2 separate regions of the Homo sapiens genome follow, and region 1 is linked to region 2. The links are chromatin contacts, found by Hi-C in ENCODE. All regions are on one chromosome and are shown on one strand. Each heading gives the region's core, a stretch centred on a gene start or an enhancer-like site at or near the end of the contact. The rest is flanking DNA. Distances are from core to core; before and after follow the strand shown.

Evidence for each region. A loop is a pair of places that touch in the nucleus more often than their neighbours do. Pooled maps may share reads with other maps.
Region 1: a map of gastrocnemius medialis shows a loop between it and region 2 (2.3-fold over the local background). The contact joins the enhancer-like site here to the promoter of MAPK4 in region 2. A Hi-C loop is called at or near these places in 3 of 168 maps with a recorded cell type or tissue (ascending aorta, gastrocnemius medialis and transverse colon) and 2 of 50 pooled maps.

What each region holds. Positions count from the first base shown.
Region 1 is chr18:50,611,210-50,617,995 of GRCh38, reverse strand. All of the region lies in intron 1 of MAPK4 (mitogen-activated protein kinase 4), which reads right to left. Among named protein-coding and RNA genes, the nearest start is that of MAPK4, 55 kb to the right of the region's middle. Within about 2 kb of position 3,020, at least 4 of the 41 ENCODE cell types and tissues checked have a DNase peak (open chromatin) inside an H3K27ac peak, as active enhancers do; they include gastrocnemius medialis, where a contact is called at or near this core.
Region 2 is chr18:50,556,455-50,563,098 of GRCh38, reverse strand. MAPK4 (mitogen-activated protein kinase 4) reads right to left here and starts at 3,012. Exons shown (of 6, transcript NM_002747.4): 1 at 2,856-3,012.

The DNA of each region.
Region 1 (6,786 bases), core at 1,771-4,270, 55 kb before region 2:
CCAAAAGAATGGCTGATTCCTAATAAAGCAGTGAGTTCCCTGTCATGGGACATGTTCAAGAAGAAGAACTGACCATTTGTCAAGAACAACATGGAGAAGATTCTGGCTTTAGATAAACTCTGAGCATCAATTCAGTGCTCAGGCTGAAGACTTTTATAAGCAAGAACAGTCACAGAGATAGAAAATGAGATGGAAGAGGGGTGGCTTAAGGTCTTCTTACAAGTAGTAGTAAAGCTGTAACAGGAATGTTCTAGAGAAGATTTTAAATCATGAGTGGGAGGATCAGAAGCCTGTCACATTTCTCTCATTTGATTCTTCATATAACACCTGATTGGCCCATGAAGAGAGTTATAATCAATGATCTCCAGCTCTCAGCTCTGGGATCCTACAGGTCGGTACAACCACCTCATCGGCTCTGCAGCTGAGATGGTAACATGACCCTCTCCTGTGGGTGGAACAGACTGGAATTTGTCAAGGGTTTACCAAACTAGAATGAACAGGGGTCTAAAATCAAAGTCTGGTTTAGTCCCTGGAAAGTCATGTTTGACAAAACATAATACCATGGGGTTTTCCTTCTTCCTTCCTGGTAAGAAGGAAATAAAGTGCTGTAAACTTTGCACTTTATTTTCCTGCCATGTGCAGCATTAAAATTAAATAATTTTCCTCCTTGATTTAAAAGATTAATTTTGTTTCCTCTGTTAAGAAAAAAGTTGTTTCAATAATGCCTTTGAAATTACAGACCCCGATGTCCCGATGTCTTCTGTTCAAATTGTTTTACCTGCAATGGGCTGGCTCTACTATGCCTTATTTTGAGAAAACCTGCAAAAATCCAAGAGCAAAGGGAAAAATCCAGTAATAATTATTCCCTCATCAAAGGGTCCTCCATCTTGCACAATAGTTCAAAGAAACATAAAGCCTTACAGCCAAAAGCTGGAGCCTTAGAGATAAAGTTGATGGTGGTGGTAATGATAACAGTCATTGCCATTTATTCAACATGTCCTTTATGCCAGGACATGTGTTAAGCCTTGTGATGGTTAATACTGTGTCAACTTGATTGGATTGAAGGATACAAAGTATTGTTTCTGGGTATGTCTATGAGGGTGTTGCCAGACGAGATTAACATTTGAGTCAGGGAACCGGGAAAGGCAGAACCGTCAGTCTGGGTGGCACCATCTAATCAGCTGACAGCATAAAAGCAGGAATGAAAAGAGCAGACTTGCTGAGTGTTCTGGTCTTCATCTTTCTCCCATGTTGGATGCTTCCTGCCCTTGAACATCAGACTCCAGGTTCTTCAGCTGTTGGACTCTTGGACTTACACCAGTGACCTGCCAGGGGCTCTCAGGCCTTTGGCCACAGACCGAAGGTTACACTGTTGGCTTCTCTATTTCTGAGGTTTTGGGACTGGGACTGGCTTTCTGGCTCCTTAGCCTGCAGATGGTCTATTCTGGGACTTCACCTTGTGATCGTGTGAGTCAATACTCCTTAATAAACTCCCCCTCATATATTTATCTATCCTATTAGTTTTGTCCCTTTAGAGAACCCTAATACAAGCCCTCTTAAATATATTATTTCATTTAAGCCTCAGGACAATCCTGAGAAGTAAATAACAATGACCATATTTTATGGATGAGGAAATCCCATTCCAGAGGCTGAGGAGAGTTGAGTACTTCAGCCTGAGGTGCCACAGAAGCTAGGCAGCAGAGCTGGGATTTCAATCCAGGCAATCCGACGTGATGCCAAGCTGCCTCCACTAGGTATCACACTGTCCAGGCATCTTTCAACTTTCTTTGTAGCATTAGAAGCCCCACCCTTTTATCCCCCCAAAGGAAGATTTACACAGACCCTTAAGACATATACCCAATCAAAATGGAGTTTCTTTGGCAAATAAATACACAGGGAAGAAGTGTTCAAAGCCAGTCCCCGACACCTGAAGTGACACTGAGGAATCCTAAGGTCCCCTGGAACCCAGTTTGTAAACCAGAAGTTTAGTCCAAATCCCTCATTTTATGGAAAAAGAAGAACTGAAGCTGAGAGCAGTACTGTAACTGGCTCGGTCACCTTACTAGTTTGTGGCTGGTTGTAGATTTGAACCCAGTTTTTCCCCAAGGTATCTTGAAAGAGTTAGGGACCTCAGCTTCACCTTTCAGGTAGCCTCTGGCCTGCAATGTGCTTAAAACCATTCAAAGCTCTTTCCTATCTGTCTGTTGTTCTGAAAAAGCAGAACTGAACTTGGGCAACCTTGTATCCTTGAATCTAAATTATCATTATCCCTCCCAAATTTATATTTAAAAAATACACCTGTGGCAAAGATTACCAGTTGTCACCCAAATGGCGTTCTCCTCTTCTTCCACAGAAATATAACTTTGAGTTAGACCCTAGGCCACCCATGGAAAACTCCATCTCTCAGCTGTTTATGACCAGCGGGATGTGTGTAGAATTGATGTGCGCAGCTGCAGGATCAGGTCTGGAAAAAGAGGGGCATGTCCTGCCTTTCATCCTTTTTTCCTTCCTTCTGGCTAAACTGCAGGCACAATGGGAGCCATTCTGAGCCATGCCCATGAGGACAATATCTCAGGAAAAGTGAACAACAAGATAGAAGGAGCCTGGGTCCCCAAGGCTGTGGAACTGCTGTGCCATGGTGGACTGCTTGTCCTGTAGTGCTATATGAGAAGGAAGTAAATTTCTGAATTGTTTAAACAACTAATATTCGGGGCTGCAGCTTCCACCACAACTTAGACAGAAGAGGGCATGTGCACTGGATCCCTTCATCAGGAAGCCCTGGATCTCCCCCCCCAACACAATTATGAAAGAACACATGAGCACCCAGTGGCTCAGGACCCAGTGCTGGGCACCGACACAGCACGAGCGAGTGGGCACCTGAACATCCACTTATGTGACTAATGTTCAGCCTTCAGGGAAACATTTCTCCACATCTCTTGCCCTAGTCCTCAAAACAAAAGGCTACTGTGTCCAAATGTTGTGAAAGATTGGGGATTGTGACATCGCCAACATCAGAGACAGACGCAGAGTACAGGGAGAATCTGAGCAGTGCCAGCCCTTAAGTATTGACTCAACAACTCCTCCCTCAGAGACCAGCAATGTAACAGATTCCTGAATAACCAAGAAGTATTGCTTCCCAGAAGGGAAGAATCCTCATTTTCTTGATTCTATTCATATTCCAATTCTTGATTCTACCAGTACCACTGAAGTAGTGTGATAACCACAAGAGTTACATATGAAAGTTATGGAATAGTTTGCAATATTAAACAATTCGTAACCTTTAAATATATACACATCTAGATAGGTCTAGAGATAATACGTGTGACATGTGAAACTGATTTTTTAAAATTTTTAATTTTTGTGGGTATGTAGTAGGTGTACATATTTATGAGGTATACGGGATATTTTGATACAGGTGAAACTGATCCTTTATATTGGCAACTACATATACTTGAAAAGCTAGAGTTAAAAATGGTTTTATTTTTATAAAAATATGATTCAAATAAGTGTTTTAAAAATTAAGTAACAATTTCAACCTTATTTAAATTTAAATTTAAAATTTGGTATTATTCATGTGTTTTGATCTTAAATTTTAGATATTTAGATATTTTAAATACTGTTTAAAATTTTTGAAAAACATTAATTTAGAATGTTTTAATTTTGATTTATTAGTTTAAATTTACATTTTGATAGTAATTCATTCAAATTTGACACACATTTAATTTTTTAGTCTTTTAGGTCCTTACTGACAACTGAACACTAGTTATATAAAGCAACATTAATTAAGGATTATTCTGAAATGAAGGCAAGAAAATTTGCTATAGTATATATAATTTATGAATTATATGTATATGTTATTGTTTCATCCAAACATTGTCCATTAGCAGAATACCCAACAGGCATAATAATAAATTCTATTACCTTTAACATTTTGCCAACTTTCAATGATATCAAGACCATAGCTTTCCACATGTCACTATAAAGATATATTGTCAATATAGTTGAATAGAATATATTAAACAGCAATTTATAACTTTTAATTACTTAGACATGGTATTTCATTCATTTGTCTTCTTGTCCTGAGCTCTACAAATGTTAGAAAAGGGGCTGATTTAGGGTCTCTCTTAGGGCAATTAAACTTATGTCCTAAACAATGCAATGCCCTGGCTTACTTCCTAGATAAGTCAGAGCCCACAATAGTATAAAAGTAAAATGCTACTTCAAATCATAAAAATAATTCATTGGTTATTATTCTACAGCCTATGTATGGTGTATATAAGACTTACAATCTCTGTAGAACTATGTGTCACACAAGGATTGTTTTGAGACAATCAGTGTTTGCAGATACGTGCATGTATTAGTTATCTATTGCTTTGTAACAAATCACTATAAATTTAGCAGCTTAAAACAACACATATTAATGATATCCCAGTTTCTGTGGGTAAGGAGTGTAGACACAATTTAGTTGGGTCCTCTGCTCCGGGGTCACAAGGCTTCAATCAAAGTGTCAAATGGGCTGCATTCTCATCTGGAGGCTTGCCTGGGGAAGAATCCAAGCTCATTCAGGTTGTTGGCAGAATTTATTTCCTGGCAGCTGTAGGATTTAGGGACCCAGCTTCTTACTGACTACTGGCTGGAGGCTACTCAGGTCTTAGAGGCCACACACAGCTTCCCGCCATGTGGCTCTCTTCACAGGCCCTCTCACACACGGCTGTGTGCTTTTTCAAAGCCAACAAGAGACACTCTCTTCTGTCTGCTAAGACAGAGTCTTCTATAACATAACATGATCATAGGAGTGACACCCCATTACTTTTGCCATATTCTATTGGTTAGATGCACAGGATCTGCCATGATCAAGGGAGAGGATTATACAGGGGGGCTACTATAAAGGGGTTATATTCATTGCAAGTCACCTTAGGATGTGTTTGCCACAATGTGTTTTCTAATGTCCTGTAAGGATGAAAAAAAGTCTTGTAAAAGTTCTCACTTGCTTCACCTAGAGAAGCAAGTTGGCAGACACGATTTTCAGAGATTCATCCAGGGCCTTATGTTTCTCCGGCTACAAGGTTCCACACCAGGAACTCTGCAGAAACTGGCATTGTTGTTTGCCAAAGATCTTTATAGCCTTTCTAAGTATCTAATCAAATCACTCAAGATGGGAACCTGTCACTTTCTGCTTTCTGTCTAGTTAGAAGATTCTAGGTGTACTACTCATGCCCTTAGAGAAGACATTTCACAATGTTTAAAGGTTGTAGGCTGTGAATTCAGCAATAATTTCCTGCTAGCTCCATGACTGCAGGGTGCTATAGGATGTACACAGAAGATGACCCCAATCCTGTCTTCTTAGAATTTGCATCCCTGCTGGCAAGAAAAAACAAGAAAAATGTCCAAGAATGCAATTCTGCTCTAATGTCATCCCTTCCATGATGAGCCCTCCAGTCACAGATTCCTCCTCTCAGTATGCACATAAATATACAGCTCTTGTTCTATGCCCTCACAAGTCCTGTTTAATTATCCACCTGAAATCTTTCTCTCCCGCTATACTGGGAGCTCCCTGAGGGTAGGGGTGACATACTCATATCTATATGTCCAAGACCTAGAATTATCCCTGACACAAAGCCATTGCTTATGATAGGTTTAGATGAATGGAGGTATGCATGGCTGGATATATGGATTATAGCGAATTAGCTGTGAAATGGAAAATATTATAGGACTGCAGGTGTAAAACCTTGTTCAGGCCATAACACTTCTCTGAACTTGTATCCAGTCTCTCCATCAGTAAAAATGAAATTGTACAATATTCAGCAAAAGATCCAGACATAAATGAGTATTCTCTTCTAAAATCCATAAAATATAAAATTCAAGATCAGACAAAACTAATCTAAGGTCAGAATGGGAGGGTGAAGAGAGCTTCCTAGGAGGGAGCCTAAAGAAGTCTTCTAGGGTACTAGAAATAGTCTATGACCTTATCTGGTCACATAGTGTAAACATGTGAAAACTCTGTCAAGCTATGCATTTCAGGTTCCTGGGGTTTGTTTTATGTAACTCATACTTCGATCTTTAAAGATTATGGAGTGTGCCTGAGGGCTCTATGTAAAGAACAGCCCCATTCCTGCATAAAGAGTCAGTATTCTGATCAGGGAAAGTGATGTCAATGGTGTGATCATCTCAAAGAATCCAGCAAGCACCAGAGTACTTCTCAGTTGTTCAATCCAGTGTTCCTGCATCTTGCTGACGTGGGCAGGTGACTCCAGAGGAATGTTTTCATTTCCTCTGGGCCATTTTATCTTTCTCTGCAAACCCTGAAGATCAAACGCTACGTCATTAAATGACTCCCTGAAGCCTTCCCTGAGGCCAGGGAACAATGTTCCCACTGTCAGAGAGATGGGCAGCTCTCCCATGGGATCTTATCTGCAAGGTTACATTCTGGCCTGGGCCTAGATAAGGAGCTCAGCGACACCTTCTAGCAAAAGGTCAGCTGTGCTCACTCATTTGGTGAAGATGCACCCAGGGCTGCTCCTAAGGTGATTTCTCTGTTGCAGATTTTCTGCAGCCATGAGCAAGTAACTTCTGAATGTTCTCTTGATATCTCCACCTTAATTTTTTAAAACATGATAAGTTGCACGTTATTGGGCTCATGACGGGAAGAAGATGCCAAGGAAGGCACAACACTGGGAGCCTCTAGAGATGGCAGAATAAAATAGCTTTTCCAAGCACACATACTTTTGGAGAAATGGTGTCTCTAAGTGAGTATATTGGAGGTTGGTAAGAAACAATTACTCCAAG
Region 2 (6,644 bases), core at 1,763-4,262:
CACAACAAAAATCCTGTAATATAGTTTTTTATAAAGAATTTAAAAGAGAGGTCTCAGAAATAATTTAGGGAGAAAAAAATCATTGTACCAAGAAGCTGGGATAAAGCCATTACCAGGAATTTCTAGAGGCCAAGGCAAAAAGATAAACATACAAGGCACGTAGAGAGTTCTCAATGTCTGATAAGAGAAAAACCACAGTTCCATGTGGTGAGAATATTTTTTATGTCAAATTCCAGGAGGAATTTGCTCCTGGCTTTTCATATATGCTGCCCAAGTTGTCATTTTACATGTTTATCTCATGAACCAGAGTTCTTTAAGACAAAGACTACGTCTTAGACTACATTTCCCTGATAAATGCCTATATTGCATTGTAAATACTCAAATATTTGCTAATGGATATGATTTTCTCGCCAATCTGGATATTCCAGTGCATCTCAAGATCCTAAGATTATCAGAGTAACAGATTCATCAAATCTCTTAGCAGGAAAACTATTTAATTCCAGTCCTAGGGCCCCAGCCATGGGCAATGATGGGACTTAGACTCTCTCACCCCAACATCACTGGTATCAGTTTGGAGTGAGGGGCTGGAAGGTTCAGCTGGCCCTGTCTTCATGCTTCCCTCTCCCTTCCCCTATTGGTTCCTTCCTTGTTTAGGAGGTGTCTTTTTTTTTTTTTTTTTTATTGGCCAAAATGCAGAATGAAGTTTATTTGAGAAAATCTTGTTTAGTTAGAAACAAGAGGGTGATATAGCCAGGGTTTGTAAGAGGCAGACTTTTAACCTGCAGCAAAAGTGAAACAACGAATTTGAGTCAACTTGCAACCAACCCAACAGGAGATTCACGCATCTGGAGTAATTGAGTTAAAGCAGATTAGGTTCTGGATTAATACAAATCACTAATTTCTATTTGTTTGCTTTTTTTTAGTAATTGAAAAATACATGCAATTAATTTCTGACATGAAGAAAAATTACAATTAATCCCTCACTGCTCAAAAGCAGAATTCTAGGAGTTAGGTCAGTTGTCTAGAACTTCTGGATCAGATGATCCAAGGTTGCTTTGTTATTTAGTTTAAAGCACTGAGTATTCCCACAATAGCTGTTTAAGCACGGTATGACAGTAGCATTAAAAGGGAGGTGTCTTTTTGTCTGTCTCCAGCATGGATTCTCTGTCCCTTTGAGCATTAGGGCTTTGCCTTATTGCCCTTTGATTCCCTGTGATAACTCCATGGTGCTTTATGCAAAGAGGCTGACTTTTCTAATGCAAGGAAACTGAATTGGAAAGAGGTTCCAGAGCAAGCCTTTTTACTATTCAGCCCTGCTCCTGTCTGACAAACCCTCAAGCATAGAAGTGTACCCTCAAGTGTAGAAGACTAGCCCTTCATACACCACACAAGCGGTTTGGAAAGGTTAAAACGCAGGTCACTAAAGGAGTTGAAGACTCGAGGTTCAGAAGATATTATATTTTCTCTCCCTTGTTTCTATCCGTACCCCAAAAGTACACTGGGCAACCCTTCAGCAAAAAAGCCTTTAGTATTTAGTAGGTGCTCAGTAAATACATATTACAATAAGGTCATAGCATAGCTATCTTGAACATAGTAGGTACTCAATAAATATCTGTTACATTGAGAACGTCATGACGCTTCACCTTCGCACGGGGTAGGTGCTCAATACATATCCATTCAATTGAAAAGTCTGCAGTATACCTGCTTTTCACATAGTAGGTGCTCAATAAGTATATTTTACATTAAGGTTATTTAAGATAGCTGCCTTGCACACAGTAACCTCCCAGTAAATGGCTACTGAGCAGTTGTGGACACTCCTCAACCCAGGCAGGGGTGACATTAATCAACCCCCAGGCACAGATCCATGAATGGAAATGCACGTCTCGAGGTAGTGCTTTCGAGAGTGCTGGAGAGGCGCGTGACAGTACGCGGCCGCTGCGCTCTGTCGGGACGCTGCTGACCCACTGCTGGCTCCAGGGTATCGATTAGCGATCGGAATCCATTCCCCACCCAGGGGCGGGAAACAGCCGCCGCCTCCAATGGTCATTTCGGGGACGCACCTGGAACTCCCGCCACAGCCCCCTCCCGGGGCATCCGCCCACCCCGGCTTCACCTACGATTCCGTAGAGTAGCTGGCAGAACAAAAGCAAAAGCCGGCCTGACTTCCGATTGCTTTCCTGATAGAGAGCAACCCGGGAGGAGGCTCAGGGAGCCGGCCCGGGACCCAGCTGGGATGTCAAACCCGAGCCGCTGCCCTCTCCGGCAGGCTGGGGCTCTGGGTCGCCCAGCGGCGAAAGCGGCGGGGTCCCCCCACTCCCCCTCTCCCAGGGGCTACCTACCGCCAGTGTAGGCGCCTCTGTCGGGTGGCGAGGGGAGAGGACGCTGTATTAACCCTTCAACGAGAAAGGGAGAGGCTGGAGGGGAGGATAATCGGGACTGCGATCCGAATCTGAACTCGCAGTGTGAACTGCCCCTCGGCGACCCCAAGCGCTCCGGACTGTCCCCGGGGGTGGGGTCCCCTAGCGGCGCCCGGCCCCTGCGTCCTCCTCCCCTAAACACAACGCGAGGAGCCCAGCGGCAACCTCCCATCCCAAACGGGTCCAGGACAGCACCGGCGCGCGGTCTGCAGGCGAGGAGCTCACCCAGGGCAGCCGGGCGGGTCCCGCGGGAGACCCCCGCCGCTCGGAAACTCGCTAGTTTGGCAGTGGCTTGGCCTGGGGGGCTTATTGTTAGGGTAAGGTGGGGAGGCAGTGCGGGCGGGGAAGTCTCATCTCTTCCCCGCTTCTCCGGAGCCCGCCGAACTCCGAGAGGCGCAGGCGGCGGGAGGAGAAAGCCAGCGGAGGGGAGCCACTTACCGAGGCAGAGCCCGAGAGCGTGGCGGCCCGGGCGCGAGCCGCCCTTTGTCTGCGGCCGCGGCGCCGGCGCGCTCGGCCAGGCCGGTCCCAGCCACGGCGCACGGCGAGCTCCCGCGGTCGCCCCGACAGCCCGGCTCGCTGCTCCAGCTCGGGCTCCGGCTCCCGCCCCGGCCCCGGCCCCAGCCTGCGCCGCCGCCGCCTCGGCTCCGCCCAGAGCCGGGCCCCGCCCCCGCCCACTGGGCCCCCACCTGCTGCGGCGGTGGCGCTGGGGAGCCGGGCCCTGGGCGCCCGGGGGCGGCAGTCTCCCGCGCGCCCTGCTCTGCCCTCCCGCAGCCTCCAGGCCGCTCAGCCGCGCGGTCCTGGGGCCTTCCCGGACCCAGTCCCGCGGAGACGAGCTCACCTGGGGAGCCGAGCCCCGTCCCGGGTAGCCTGGCCTTCCCGGGGCACACGCGGTAGAGCTCCAGTCACTCAGAAGCCCTTCCTCACGCCCGCCGTGGGTGGGGGATCCTCGGGCTCCGTCCGGGAGGGAGGGGGCGCCGAGAAGGCGGGAAGCGGGGATCTGCCTGAGCCCGGTCGCCGCCCCGCCAGCCCCGCGCGGCTGCAGCCGCCGGGGGCCCGGTGGGAGGGTGGGTGGGGAGAAGGAGCCGGCGGGGACCGGTGGGCTCTGGAACCGGGGAGACCCGCGCGCGCGGGAAGGGGCACTGGGCCGAGGGTCGAGGGGGCGCGGAGCCCAAGTGCACCGGTCCCCAGCCGGCCTGGGATTCCGAGCGGGCCGCCTGGGCTGTGAATCTGTGCTCATTGGCATGACCGGAATAAAACTAACAAAAGAGAACCAACACTTTGGGATCCAGAGGAAAGGGACAGAAGAAGCCACTGGACCCTAACACTGGTAATAACTGGTGCTTCTGTGGTGCCTTCAGCGAGCCCAGAGCTGTGGGCACCGATGAGGGTCGTCACTGAACGCGGTGCGTCCCGTTGGAATGGTTGAGGCGCTGCTTTTCTAGGCATAGAAAAGTCTGATAACCTAAATATTGCATAATGAGGTCACTGGTGGCTTTAGCTGCCCATGAGCCTTCTCCTCTCCCAACTCCCAAAGCCTTCCGAGTGAGACCTGCGTTTTGGCACTTTCATAGGGTCTGCTGTGTACTGCAGTTATTCCCGCTTCGTCCCCCACCTCTACCCCCAGACCCTAATACAATTCCAGACGCTTAATAATTGTTGCAAGAATTCGCTGTCGAATTTTAGCGTGGGCAAAACATAAAAATGAAGGATTGTGGGATCATATTGGAAAATGCACTAAGGGTTTGCACAGTGATGGTGGTATGAAGGGTAATGAGTGTTGGCTGCCATTAGTACATAGTTGCGCTGCGACTCCTATGTGTGCAGGTAGTAGGTTTAGGATGATATGCTAAGTTAGAGACTGCAGTTATCAGGACCTTCATTAACCTCAGAGAATAGTTAGGGATAAGGAAGGAGTGTGTAACAAGCGAGTGTGTGTATATCTGTGGTAAGACATTCCAATGTGTCTTCCCCAAAGAGAACATTTTAACATTTTGCTTCCTTGATTTTCATTACAAGTAGTATCAATTCAGCAAGTAGGCATAAATATGAAATGTTTTGTGTTGATTTATTCATTTTTATAACATCTCTTCTATGAAGGAAGAATAAGAGGCCCCAAGGCTGCTCATTTAATCCAAAAGAAACAGAAGGGCAAATGTCCCGCCACTTTAAGCCCACTAACTGCAAAGTGAGGATCTGGCGAGTCCGAATGAAGAGACTGACCCCCATCAACACCTGGAAAGCTCAGAGTCCCCCTCCAGCGTGTTTTTGTTTTTTTTTTTTAATCTGTTTATCTTAGGTCTGGAAGCTGCTCTTGAGAGCAATGTGCTTGTCCACGTGAGATAATTTATCTCTTCCATTTGGCAACTGGGAAAATGTAATTTTCTCTGTGTGATGAGCATGAGTGAGTGGTTCATACATAGTGAATGGCCATCCTCCAAATCGCGGGACAAGAGACTGTGAAATATGCATGTTTAATATCAGTGCCCATTACCGTACGATGGCAGGGGAATGAACAGGAAGCGAGTATCTGTCTGGGGCTCTCCACTGTCAGGTAAAGTGGTGTTCTGTTCTCCTTGCTGCTATCAGGAAACAAGTTATTTCTTATTTTTACTCCATAGGGAAGACTTCTAAAGAAACAGCTGGCTGAAGTCGGTGTCAGTCACTAGAAAATAACTGCACAGAATTCTGGAGTTGGGAAGTTCACCAGGTCATTCTGTTTGAAGACTTTTTTTCTGGGAGGAAAAAAAAATGAGCCAGCATTTCCTTACTGCCTGTGACTAGACACCAGAAGCTGTAACTCGGTAGCTAGGCCAGGGGTGCCCACATCTACAGTAGCCCTGGAGGATATGGGGGCAAGGGGTGCTGCACAGAGCAAAAAAGTGCCCTGTCTGCCTTGCTTAGGGTATTTCGGTATACTTTTCAAAAATATTGTGCTGGCTAAATTTGTCTCCCATGGCACCTGTTTTTGACTCAGATCTAGGTAGAGGAGGGAAGCAACTTAGGTGATTAAACAGATTCCTGACCCCACCCTTTCTGTTCCCAGGAGGAGTTGGCATCGGGGCCAATGACTTTGCATGTGGCCTCTCTTCCGGGGGTAAGCACTGGCCATGTTTGAGGAACCCACTATACCATGGCTTCTAGATGAGGGGATACCCTGAGCAGCCAGGTGCCCTTCTTCCTCTTGGGTTGCTTCTTTCTTGGGAGAGGACTGACGTTTTTTCTCCTTGTCTCTATTTATCTACCTCTTTCTCTCTCTTTCTGTTCCTCCCTCCCTCTCCCTCTCCCTCTCCCTTTCCTTTCCTCCCTCTCTTTTCTCATAGGTCCAGCCTGTCCAGCTATGAAGTTGAGACCAGCCTGGGCTGTTCTCATAGAGTGGGATCTAGGGCCTAGGAATTTGAAATCACACTTTCTTCATTCTTTCTTCTGGAAACGGCTTTCCTCATCACAAGAGAGATGAGATCCAAGATGTAGGATCAACTTGATTGAAGGAAGTGATAAGCTGTGTAAGTTGCTTGGTTCTAGCTATAGACGAGTGATTCCACACTTGCACGCTTATGAGAATCACCTAGGAAAGCTATACGTCTGTGGAGAAAAAGAAACAATAGGCGACTACAGTGGCCCACTTACCAGCATCTGTCCCTGTCTCTCATAGTCTGCCTTCCCTCCTTGTCTTAATATGTTTGTGCTGTTATAACAGAATACCTAAGACTGGGTAATTTATAATGAACGGAAATGTATTTCCCTCAGTTCTGGAGGCTGGGAATCCAAGATCAAGGCAATGGCAGGATTGGTCTCTGGTGAGGGTCAGGTATCTGCTTCCAAGATGGCGCTTCATGGCTGCATCCTCTGGAGGGGAGGAATGCTGTGTCCTCATATGGCATAAGGCAGAAGGGCAAGAGGGCTGAATACTGCATGAGGCCTCTTTCTGCCTGGGCCCAGTGGCTCACACCTGTAATCCTAGCACTTTGGGAGGCCGAGGTGGGCAGATTGCCTGAGCTCAGCAGTTCAAGACCAGCCTAGGCGACATGGGCAACATGTCTCTACTAAAATATAAAAAATTAGCCAGGCGTGGTGGCGCACATCTATAGTCCCAGTTACTCAGGAGGCTGAGGCAGGAGAATCGTTTGAGCCTGGGAGGCGGAGGTTGCAGTGAGCTGAGATCCCACCACTGTACTCCAGCCTGGGCAACAGAGCAAGATTCTGTCTCAAGAAAAAAAAAAAAAAGTC